Regions from separate parts of the Homo sapiens genome. Here regions 2 and 3 are each linked to region 1. Evidence: chromatin contacts called from ENCODE Hi-C or POLR2A ChIA-PET data. All regions are on one chromosome and are shown on one strand. Each heading gives the region's core, a stretch centred on a gene start or an enhancer-like site at or near the end of the contact. The rest is flanking DNA. Distances are from core to core; before and after follow the strand shown.

Evidence for each region. A loop is a pair of places that touch in the nucleus more often than their neighbours do. ChIA-PET counts read pairs that join two places held with the same protein, here RNA polymerase II (POLR2A). Pooled maps may share reads with other maps.
Region 2: a map with no recorded cell type shows a loop between it and region 1 (16-fold over the local background). The contact joins two enhancer-like sites. A Hi-C loop is called at or near these places in 2 of 37 single-sample maps with no recorded cell type and 3 of 50 pooled maps. POLR2A ChIA-PET finds 5 or more read pairs at or near these places in 1 of 52 experiments (GM12878).
Region 3: a loop to region 1 is called in a pooled map, with 2.9 times the contacts of the local background. The contact joins two enhancer-like sites. A Hi-C loop is called at or near these places in 1 of 168 maps with a recorded cell type or tissue (breast epithelium), 1 of 37 single-sample maps with no recorded cell type and 1 of 50 pooled maps.

Annotation. Positions count from the first base shown.
Region 1 is chr18:50,311,072-50,314,833 of GRCh38, forward strand. No RefSeq gene overlaps it. Among named protein-coding and RNA genes, the nearest start is that of CXXC1, 25 kb to the left of the region's middle. Within about 2 kb of position 1,785, at least 3 of the 41 ENCODE cell types and tissues checked have a DNase peak (open chromatin) inside an H3K27ac peak, as active enhancers do; they include GM12878, where a contact is called at or near this core.
Region 2 is chr18:51,152,387-51,156,148 of GRCh38, forward strand. No RefSeq gene overlaps it. Among named protein-coding and RNA genes, the nearest start is that of MEX3C, 43 kb to the right of the region's middle. RefSeq lists an enhancer at 1,820-1,949. Within about 2 kb of position 1,710, at least 9 of the 41 ENCODE cell types and tissues checked have a DNase peak (open chromatin) inside an H3K27ac peak, as active enhancers do; they include GM12878, where a contact is called at or near this core.
Region 3 is chr18:50,830,926-50,834,687 of GRCh38, forward strand. No RefSeq gene overlaps it. Among named protein-coding and RNA genes, the nearest start is that of MRO, 13 kb to the left of the region's middle. RefSeq lists an enhancer at 1,669-1,778. Within about 2 kb of position 1,931, at least 2 of the 41 ENCODE cell types and tissues checked have a DNase peak (open chromatin) inside an H3K27ac peak, as active enhancers do.

The DNA.
Region 1 (3,762 bases), core at 535-3,034:
GGTGACAGAGTGAGACTGTCTCAAAAACAAACAAAAAAAACATCTTATTTGACCCTCACAAGTGCCTTATTAGGCAAACAGAAGAAAGGTTATATTATTCATGTTCAGTTTAAGCAGTTTAGACTCAGGAGCCTAAGTCCTTTGCCAGGCTGTACAGCCAGTAGTAATAAATTCGATATTAATAATAAATCTTCCTACTCTGAGTGCTGTAATTAGCCTTGGGCTGAAGTTAGGGCATAGGCTCAGGGAAACTCAGGACGGGAGAAACTAGATGAAAAAGCTAACGGAGCAGCCATAGCATTGACTGGGCATGGTGAAGACCAGGGTTCTGAAAGCTGAGGATCACAGTGGACCTGGATCAGGACATAGATTTAAAAATGCAATTAAGCTCCAAGGTTTAGAATTCCAGGCATGGGAACAGGCAATGCAGAACAAGGAACTAAGAATCAGCTCAAGTGGGGACCACAGCGGCAGGAGAGGAGAACACAGATCTACCAAAGACCTCTAGGACAGAAACTTTCAAGGTACTTCTTGCCAGGGGTAAGACTGAAGCTAATATCTAGAATTCAATTACAAAATCGCACTTTGGTTCCTCCATGCTAACTTGAGGTTGAACACAGAACTCTAGAGCACAGACAAAATCAATATCTGCATGTGTTGCGGCTTCCTAAGGCCAGCTCCAGTTTTGATGATTTGCCAGAAGGGCACACATGACTTAGCACATAGTCATAATCATGGCTAAGATTTGCTGCAATGAAAAGATACAAGGCAAAATGAGCAAAGGTAAAAGGCACATGAGGCAAAGTCCAAAGGACCACAGGCACAAGTTTCCAAGAGTTCTCTCCCAGTGGAGTTGCACAAGACATACTTCCTCTAGCAATGAGTGTGACAATGTGTGATATGTTATCGGGGTGTCATTAGAGACTGTCCCTAAGGCTTTTACTGGGAGCTGGACATATAGGCATTCCCTGCCTACCATGTACCATGATTCCAGATACCCAGATGGAAAGCAGTTGTTCAGCATAAACCATACTGTCCACACAGTCTAGGCACAGTGAGCCACCCTTATCATTTAGGGAAAGTGTTTTATTTTATTTTACTTTTTTAGAGGCAGGGTCCTGCTCTGTCACCCAGGCTGGAGTGTAGGGGTTTGATCAGAACTCACTGCAGCGTTAAACTCCCAGGCTCAAGCAATCCTCCTGTCTCAGCCTCATAGTAGCTAGGACTACAGATGTGTGCCACCACACCTGACCAATTTATAAAATATTTTTGTAGAGACGGAGTGTTGCTATATTGCCTAGAACTTCTGAACTTCTGACGTCAAGCAATCCTCCTGCCTCAGCCTCCCAAGGTTATAGGATTACAGGCATGAACCACTGTGCCCGACCAAGGGAAAGTTTTATATCAGTGTAGGTACCTGTTTACCAGTTAAGTTCCCAGATGTCAGCCAAGGGCCAACTTTGCAAGCAGGCCTTTCTAAGAATAGCAGTCTCAGGTCTGCTTTGCTAGTTCTTTTCTACACATTGTATTATATACTGATGCATATTTTTACCAACATATAAGGGTATGACTGATGTGTATCCACTCTTAAGGCTGTTATTTCTGTAAATTGGCATTTCCAAATTCTTTTTAATATTCTCACGTTAGTATTCTCTCAGTTGCTTTATTTTATTCTTACATTTTAGTTTTTCCTCTCTCATTCTGTCTTCTTGAAACCATCCTCATAATAACATGCCAGGTTTTGGGCTGAAGGGCAGTCAAGCATTAATCAGGCTACACTTTGGCCCACTTCGCTGTAATTGCTAACTAACCGAAAGTCACGTAGGCCAGAACACAGACCATGAACTTCCTCATTGTTCCTATAGATAGCATCTTTAGCATTAGAAGTCTGAAACTTTCCATTCAAGATGATTTTCAGATTCTGAATTCTTTTTTAAAAATTGTATTATTATTATTTTTAGAGACAAGATGTTGCTCTGTCACTCAGGCTGGAGTACAGTGGCATGATCACAGTTCACTGCAGCCTCTAAACTTCTGGGCTCAAGTGATCTTTCCACCTCAGCCTCCCAAGTAGCTGGGACTATAGGTGCTTACCACCGCACCCAACTAACTTTATTTTATTTTTGTAGGAACAGAATCTTGTTCTGTTGCCCAGGCTGCTCTTGAACTCTTGGCTTCAAGAGATCCTCTTGCCTTGGCCTCCAAAAGTGCTGGGATGAATCTCTGTCATGGTGGCATGAGCCACCATGCCTGGCCCAGATCCTGAATTCTAGCAGGACAGCTCATGCCCACCAGTCTGAAGACACCAAAAGGAGAACTGACTCAATGCAAGAATGCAATTTCTTTAGTTCCATGACGTCACCCTTCATTCTTCAACCAATCAGTGATCCTTATACCTTGGCCCACTAACCATCCAAACCCCTTAAAATCCCTAGATCCTAAACTCCTTGAGGAGGTGGATTTGAGGTTTCCTCCAGTCTCCTTGTTTGGCTGCCTTGTGATTAAACCTCTTTCTCTGCTGCAATTCTTTGTGTCTTGGTGTATTTACTTACCACACATTGGACATTTTACCAAGAACTAAAAATAGAACTACCATTTGACCCAGCAGTCCCACTACTGGGCATCTACTCAAAGGAAAAGAAATCATTCTATCAAAAAGACACCTGTACTCCTATGTTTATTGCAGTACTATTCAAAATAGCAAAGTCTATTTATGTTATAATCAGATTTGTATTACAACTGTTTTATATTACAATAGCTTTATATTATAAATATAATTATGTAACCTATATATAGTACTCAGTTACAATTGTTTGTGTGTGTGTAACTATGTCTGTGTTGTAAAAATTATTCTACCAAAATGGGAATGGTAGGTAGAAAGTATATGCAGATAATTTTGTCTAACAATTTTGTCTTTCATTTTTGTCCAACAAATGCACTGTTTACCTTTTGCCACCGTACTCTCTGCCTCAGAGGGCTGACCTTTGTGGACTGTTTCATGAGTAGCCTTTGACTTTTGGCTTACAGCTGGTTTAATCACTGGGGAGGATCACCAGGAGACCTAGAGACTGGGAGGTGAATGAGGGAGGGTGGTTGCTGTCCTGGGAAGTGAATGAGGGAGGGTGCTTACTGTCCCAGATCTTTCCCTGTCGATTCTCTATGGGTTACCAAGTACCCTAGCAAATTTCACAGCTCCTCTCAGATGGCCCTCTCCCATACAGCTGTTCTCAATAGGTTTCCATAAACATTGCCTTCCAGGCTAGATGTAGTAATAGTTCCCTGGTGTTGCAAACTGTAGGGAACCTACTATTGCTTATTGCTTTCCCTAAATACTATCTGCACATTTTGCTGGAATTCTGACTGAGATATGTACTCCTTTTTCTTCAAATAGATTAACTCATGCTTTCAAGTCTTATAAATCTCTTATTACTAAATATTGGAGAAATTTCCTACCATAAAGCTCCTACATTGATTCACCTATATTGTTTAAATAAGAGGCCAATGCTCTAATTTCCAATTACCTCTGAGCCTCTCTGGCATCCAGCTCACATTATAGGTAGTCAGAATTTAAGATATCTTTCATTCATTGTTTGGGTTGGACATTTCATCTTCCCATAAGTAGAAACATTTCAACAAAAATGTGAAGTGTTGTGATATTTGCATCCTAACTTCAAATGGTTGAGAACAAAATTTTCAAAGAAAATGAGAATACAAAAATAAAAAAGTGATTAATCCATACATAGATAGAGATAAACAAATGAG
Region 2 (3,762 bases), core at 460-2,959, 840 kb after region 1:
CTCTGGTGGCCCCCGCAGACAGGCTTGCTGTTTCTTCCCTAGATGTTAGCCTCGCCTCTTATTTTTTATTTTTTTTTTTTTTACCTCTTCCGCGTCTGCTTAACCTCAGCTCCCAGTAAACACGCTAGGGACAACAGGCTTCCCTAGGGCCCCCTATCTTTGCTAGTCCTAAGCCCTGAAAGACCTCGCTTTAATTCTTCCAGCATGAGCCTTTGTTGTAGATAATTCTAGCTATCTGATTCAAACATGAGAGTAATGGTTTTTACATCGGAGTCAGGTACAAACCTCTGTTACACAAAGGAAACCAGAAATCGTATGATTCCCTAGGGATGACTGAAATTATTTTGTTTATCATATTACTTAAATAAGTACGAACATAATTTTTTATTTTTATTTTTTGAGAAGGTGTCTTGCTTTGTCGCCCAGGCTGGAGTGCAGTGGCGCGATCTCGGCTCACCGCAAACTGCGCCTCCTGGGTTCACGCCATTCTCCTGCCTCAGCCTCCCCAGTAGCTGGGATTACAGGCATGCACCCCAATGCCTGGCTAATTGTTTATATTTTTAGTAGAGACGGTGTTTCACCGTATTAGCCAGGATGGTCTCGATTTCCTGACCTCGTGATCCGCCCGCCTTGGCCTCCCAAAGTGCTGGGATTACAGGTGTGAGCCACCGCACCCAGCCATAAAATTATTTAACTTCTATATATTTTAATGGCTCTTAAGTAATTCTAAAACCAAAATCAGTGTACAAAGAAAACACCAAAAGTTCCTGAAAAACCACCCGAACTTGTTAGCACATTAATGTGACTTGCTATGTTGTTTTTCTGAACTCAAACACCATGAATGCTGCACTCAGTGATACCCAGGCTGTGTGGTCTGATGATGGGGCTCTTCCAAATCTTGCCTCTATTGGAAAAATTGCAACATTTCACTATACAGAACACTATTGTGGCGTTTACAAATGAAATCCTCTGCTCCGTCCTATAAAATTACTACTATTTGGCTCTGAGATCTCTAGACATACTTAGTTGTGAGAGTTGTGAGATGATCATCTGATGTCAGATGTGTTTACATTAATTTTTAAGACTTTAATTCAAATGAAAACTAAAAGTCTTGTAGAGAGGACCTACTGAATGTGTCTGGTATGAGTCTCAGGGTGTTTGGAAACTCCAGATCTAAAATTCTTGGATTTGAGACCCTGGTATTTCACTTAAGAAGCTCTTTACCTGCCTCTCCCTAGGCCTGGGTTTGACTCCAGCCACTCCCAATGCCCTGTGGGGCTGAGGTCCCCCAGACAGGCGCTGGGGACCTGGCTTGTTTTTGTTTTGCTTCTCCTGGGCAAGGCAGGTGCACACTACATGCTCAGTGCGAACTGAAACACAAAGTGCTGGGTGGCCGCTCAGCGGACGGTACTCCCTGCTCCCCTGTGGCTCCTCAACTCAGTCTGTGAAGGGTCCCCATGCCCCCAGGCCAGGGCTGGCCGAGGGGGGCTGGCCTGCTACCCAACTGATCCTGGTGGGGGGACCAGCTGCTCACCATGCCTCCACCAGAGGAAAAAATAGCAGTTCAGTCTTTGGAAAAAACTAGCGACTCACACGACCAGAATAGCAACTGAAGACGCTCTAAAAAACAGAAACACCTGCTTCAGAATTATGGCAGGAAATGAGATTTCAGAAATGCCACAAGAAGCTGGTGTCGCAGCTGCCCCTACCTCGTATTCCCCCAGCCTTCGCCCGCCAGCTGGGGCTGCCCACAGGGAAAGCCCCTTGGCCCACTGCCTGTGGTAGCCGCTGGATAGGGCCTGGCATGTGGGGTCAGGGCCCAGTGCCGCCTGCCTGGGGCTGTCTAGCAGCTGCCCCTGCCATGCTGGCTGCGGGCGAGACTCCACACTCCTGTGTCTGAGCCTCTTGAGTGGTAACAGAAACTCAGGGTGGACTAGTCACGGAGGAAAGGGGGATATGTGGTCTCCTGCGAGCCCCCTGGACTGAGCCTTCCTTAGGCAAACTGTGCAGCTGTTGGCTGAGCCTCTGGATTGATGAAATCTCTTGAGGGACTCCACAGGGCTTTCAAGGGAAGTGGAGGGGTGATGTGTTCAGTCTGGAGCAGGGGTCTCCAAAGTGGAGTACATACATCCCAGAGGGCTTAAGGAAAGAAAAATAATAGTGCATCTACTCAGATTAACATTTTGCTTCCAACATGAAAGAAAAAGCTGTGCAATGTTAGTAATTTTGAACGTTGAGGGACTCACGTGCCTTAGACGGCTGTGTAGGAGGAGTACTTTGTGGGAGGAAGAGCGGGGATTTCATCAAATTGCAACTTACATAGTGCCCACCAAAGGGAATTTAGATATTCTATTATCTATTTTTAAGTCAACTAAGGCTCCCAAAAAGGATAAGTGGCTTTAAAACAATGTTGAAAAGAAATCTTGGACTGAAGATAACACTAATATGAAATCATACCACGCAGCCCCCACATGGCAGAGCTGACCCTCCCTCCTCTGCCCCCAGCCACGTTATGAAATGAAAACAGCAGCACTTTCCTCAGACCTTGAAGAGTTGGCTGAAATTGCAATCATCCAGAAGACTATTTGAAATACGGCTTTACATCCATAATCATTCTGGTTGGATGTTGTCTGAAGTGCGTATTGTGCCAAGAGAGGGTAATAAGACATTTAAAATATTTTTAATTTCACCTTTATCTCATCCTTTTTACTCTTCTTTTTTGGATGTTAAAAAATAATAGCATGATAGTGCAATGTCACACGGAAGTATGCAGAAGTAATTTATAAAATTAAATAATCAGAATGTTTGGGTACATGAACAACTTTTTGTCCTGTGGTCAGGGCAGGCAATACAAAAACTCAGGGACCCCTGATCCAGCCAAGTGGATCTCAGGCCCACCCACAAAGTTTCTGATCCATTGGGCCTGGAATGGAACAGAGAATTTGCCTTTCTTTTTTTTTTTTTTCTTTCTTTCCAGTTAACCATTATTTCCTTCATTTTGTTTTCATTATAGCACGTTTGCTTATTTTACAGCAAGCAGAAAATAAGCTGGGTCTTGTTTTGATCCAAACATTGATGTTTTAAAAGCTGTACACAATATTTCCTAAAAAGAATACATAAAAGTACCTTTTTAGAAGCTTCTATAAGAAAGAAAATACGAAGTTTAACCCCACAATTTTCCTCTTTGCTACAAGTTCAAACTATTGCTACAGTTTTAAATAGACTTTTTGTTGTTTAACCAGACATCCAGGACAATCTTAAAAAATTATAGAAACGTGCACGTAAATGATGCATAGCAGAACTTGGACATTAACTGCAAATGGTAAAGAAATGAAAGTTAGAAACACTATCAAATATACAAAGGTTCTAGAATCAATCCTTTATAAACACATTCCACAAACAATATTTAAAAGCCATGTTTTTGTTCTTTACAGGCAAAACCTAGATTACTAAAACCAAAATGGAAAAAAGTAATCCTTTCAAAGGAATTGTTTCCCTAAGATAATTCGTACTTAAATATGTAAGCAAGCATGTCAGATTTTAAAAGATGCTAGCTTTCTATTCTGAAATGAGATTGGACATGTCAAGTCACTTTTGCCCCCAAAACAATCTTTCAGAGAAATGCTTTAAATTATAAATGATATATTGAATGAAGGGTATAATAAATGAAGCGTATTACTCCATTTTTAGTCAGGCATTACATTGATAACCAAAAACTCAGAGATGTGACTTGCTGAAAGTTGACTAATTCTTTTTCCAAAA
Region 3 (3,762 bases), core at 681-3,180, 520 kb after region 1:
TCACTGCAACCACTGCCTCCTGGCCTCCAGCAATTCTCCTGCCTCAGCCTCCCCAGTAGCTGGGATTACAGGCACCCGCCACCACACACGGCTAATTTTTGTATTTTTAGTAGAGACGGGGTTTCCCCATCTTGGCCAAGCTGATCTCGAACTCCTGACCTCAGGATCCACCCACCTCAGCCTCCCAAAGTGCTGGGATTACAGGCATGAGCCACCGCGCCCGGCCTCTTGTCTATTTTCATGTCTAGGACTATGCAACCCTCTCTATTGCTCCCCCACCTCACCCCAATTAAGCATTTTTTCCAGGCCTTGTTTAAACCCCACAAGGAAAATCCTCCCTAGATCTTACAGCCTGACCAATCTCTCTCCATGCCCTCTGCAATTCTGAGAAGGCCTGTAGCACTAACCAATTTATATTCAAATTATCACATGGGAATCTCCTGCCCCTGGTCTGTGAGCCTGTGGAAAGCAAGGCCTGTGTTTCAGCTTTCGGAGGACCTGACTCCAAACCCATGGCCCCCAGCACAGTACTTGGCACATGATGGGCTTTTAGCAAATTATTCTTTCATTTATCTGAGTCTTTAAAATCCTTATCACATTTTTAGTGTTTCTTTTCACTTTCACGGAAGCAAACAATTGTTTGAGGCATTCGTAACACTTGAATGTGATTCTACAGAAGCAAGACAGGAATTATAATGAGTTAGCTTGTTAGAAGATGCATTTCTTATTTCCCAGCAACTAATTAAATGTAATAGTAGCTTAAGTAAATAGACATTTTGTTTAGTACTACTGTAATTTGTGTGTGGTAGGGTGTTAACTTGTTTATGACAATAGACTTTCTCTGTTGTGCACAAGATGGTCACTCATTGGGTGAAGGTCTCCACAGCAACTTCTTGGGGTAACACCACTATTCAATGAGTTATAATTAATAAAGAATTATGGTGGTGACACTCTTCCAGTTGGGCAGCTCCTAATGATAGCATGATCTCTTTACTGATGATAAGAATGTGGCCTTACCCATCACTAAGGCACACCACATCATCAGTGTAGGAAATTATTTACAACTCCCCTCCCAAACATGTACCCCAAATGGTCATCTAAGAGTACAGTTAGGATACTTCTTGAGATGATGTGCTGAAAGAGTTAGTGGCCTGGGAGCCTTTGCAGAATTGCACTAATGGTCATGAAAGGGACTGATCTACCATAATTATTTTAGTGGCCCCCCTACCCTGGGCATTTGTGATGTTGATGGGCAATTAATTTAATAGCCAAAGCTTGGCTATGACCAGTCATTGGCAGTAGGGAGTAACCCTTCCCCCTTCCCTTTGCTGTTTCCTTGCAAGGACCTGCTACACGAGATGTTTGTCTTCATGGTGTGACTTGACAATGCAGCTTAGAGCTATAGCAATTTTGCTAAAATATTTTAGACAAGTAAACTCCAAATACTGAATGGAAAGCCGTTGTCTTTCTGGAAAGCTCTTAGCTAGAGTCCTTCATGATGTTTTTCCTCCCTCCTCTCCCCACATCCAGCCATCATTCCTCTTCCGCCTAAAATATCTAGCAATTACAAACAAAATGAGCTTCAGTTGCTAAAGTGGGAAGCAGGGGATTTCTAGTCCTTGGTGACTTTACTGCTGCAATCAAAATAGGCATTATCAACCAGAAAGCTTCCAACGCTGGAAGCTCCAGGGCACACCCAGGAGATGTGCTGTGGAGTGAGGCTAGGTTGTGGGCAGGGGGTAAATAAAGACAACACACACTGTTTAATCAATAAGCTTCTGGAAAGGTGACATAAAGACGGAAACTGTAAAATCAATGAGATTTTAAAGTTAGGTAATAAGAGTTGGTTGTTTTACAGGAAATACAAATGAAAAATCATTTTCTATTTTTTTCTGCTTTCAAGTTTTGAATTTAGGGCTTTCTAAAAGTAGCCAGCCAGTTCTTTGAGGCTGGGGTTCCACAACCTGCAGATCTGAACAAAAGAGAAAGTAATGAAGGGGAACCTATACCGATGTTACTCAGCATCATGTGCTTTGGGGCCACATTATTCATTTGAACTGGTAATGGCGGAAGGAAGAACCACCTGCCCTCTGTCTTCCAAGTTATCTTTAATATCAATTAGCAACAAGATTTGCAGGCCAGGTGCAGTGGTTCACACCTGTAATCCTAGTGCTTTGGGAGGCAAATGCAGGCAGATCACTTGAGTCCAGGAGTTCAAGACCAGTCTGGGCAACACGGCAAAACACCATCTCTATAAAACATTTTAAAATTAGCTGGGTGTAGCTATGCATGCCTACAGTCCCAACTACTAGGGAGGCTGAGGCAAGAGAATTGCTTGAGCCCAGGAGGTGGATGTTGCAGTGAGCTGAGATCGTGCCATTGCACTCCAGCCTGGGTGACAGAGAGAGACCCTAGAAGATTTGCAAAAATTCCAGAGTCTCATGGCTTCAACCTCGAGCATATGTTTCTTGGTAATCCTGTCACTTCATTGGTTTGGGTTCAATAAACAATTTTATATATAGATACACATACACATATATATATGTATAAATATATGTATATGTAAATATGTGTGTGTGTGTGTATATATATATATATATATATACACACACACTTTTTTTTTGAGGTGGAGTCTTGCTTTGTCACCCAGGCTGGAGTGCAGTGGTGAGATCTCGGCTCACCGCAAGCTCTGCCTTTTGGGTTCTAGCAGTTCTCCTGCCTCAGACTCCTGAGTAGCTGGGATTACAGGCATGTGCCAACGCACCTGGTCAGTTTTTGTATTTTTAGCAGAGACGGGGTTTTGCCATGTTGGCCAGGCTAGTCTCAAATTCCTGAGCTCAACTGATCCACCCGCCTCGGACCCACAAAGTGGCTGGGATTACAGGCATGAGCCACCACACCCGGCCTTTAGAATATTTTCTGAATGCACATCTTGGGCACAATATGGCCAAGGAGATCAAATAGATGAAAAATAAAAGAAGTTTATAAATTAATTAAGGAATCAAAACAAATTGCCCTGATTTTATTCTCTGTGCACTTCACATCATTTCACATCTTGCGGATCTTCCTAGAATCCTCAAGAACTTTTTAAGTTCAGGCTCCTCATACAGATCCTCAAAGCTTTCCAAGCTCTGCCCCACTTTATTTTTCTAGCCTTATTTCTCCTAGCCCTGTCATCTGCACACGTTCCACTCCCCAGCCCCCAAGGCAGGGTCTCCCTCTCTCTCCAATACCATCTGCTTAGCTCAACCTGCCTGTTATTGTTCATAAACCATCACCACAACGGTACAGGTCAGGACGGCTTTATGTAAGCAATGGTTTTGGAAAATGAAAGACAATTTCAAAGATCTCCTGTCGTGGTCTGAGCCAATTAGCTTCCATCTCTTCACTTTAGATATGCTCATCCTCATCCAAATAACAATCTTTTATATGTAGTAAAAGTTAATTGACTCTCATAATTTTGAATATATGGTAATTCAGACAAGGATTAATTTGAAGTTTGACTTTTGCAACTGACAAATGGCAGTAATTGGTATACAAACAAACTTGATGTGGGAAAGGTTTAAATATCTTAAAAGATCTAAATTTTTAGCACCTTCAAGTATTTGAGGAATATCCTTTCTGGTATACCAATAGAAACAAAGCTTTTCTATTTACCACAGTAAAATCCATGTAGATCATAGAAACAAAGCTTATCTGTTTATGAAAGTAAGATTCACATAAGTAATCTACAAAGATTTTATTAACTTAATTGAGATACTG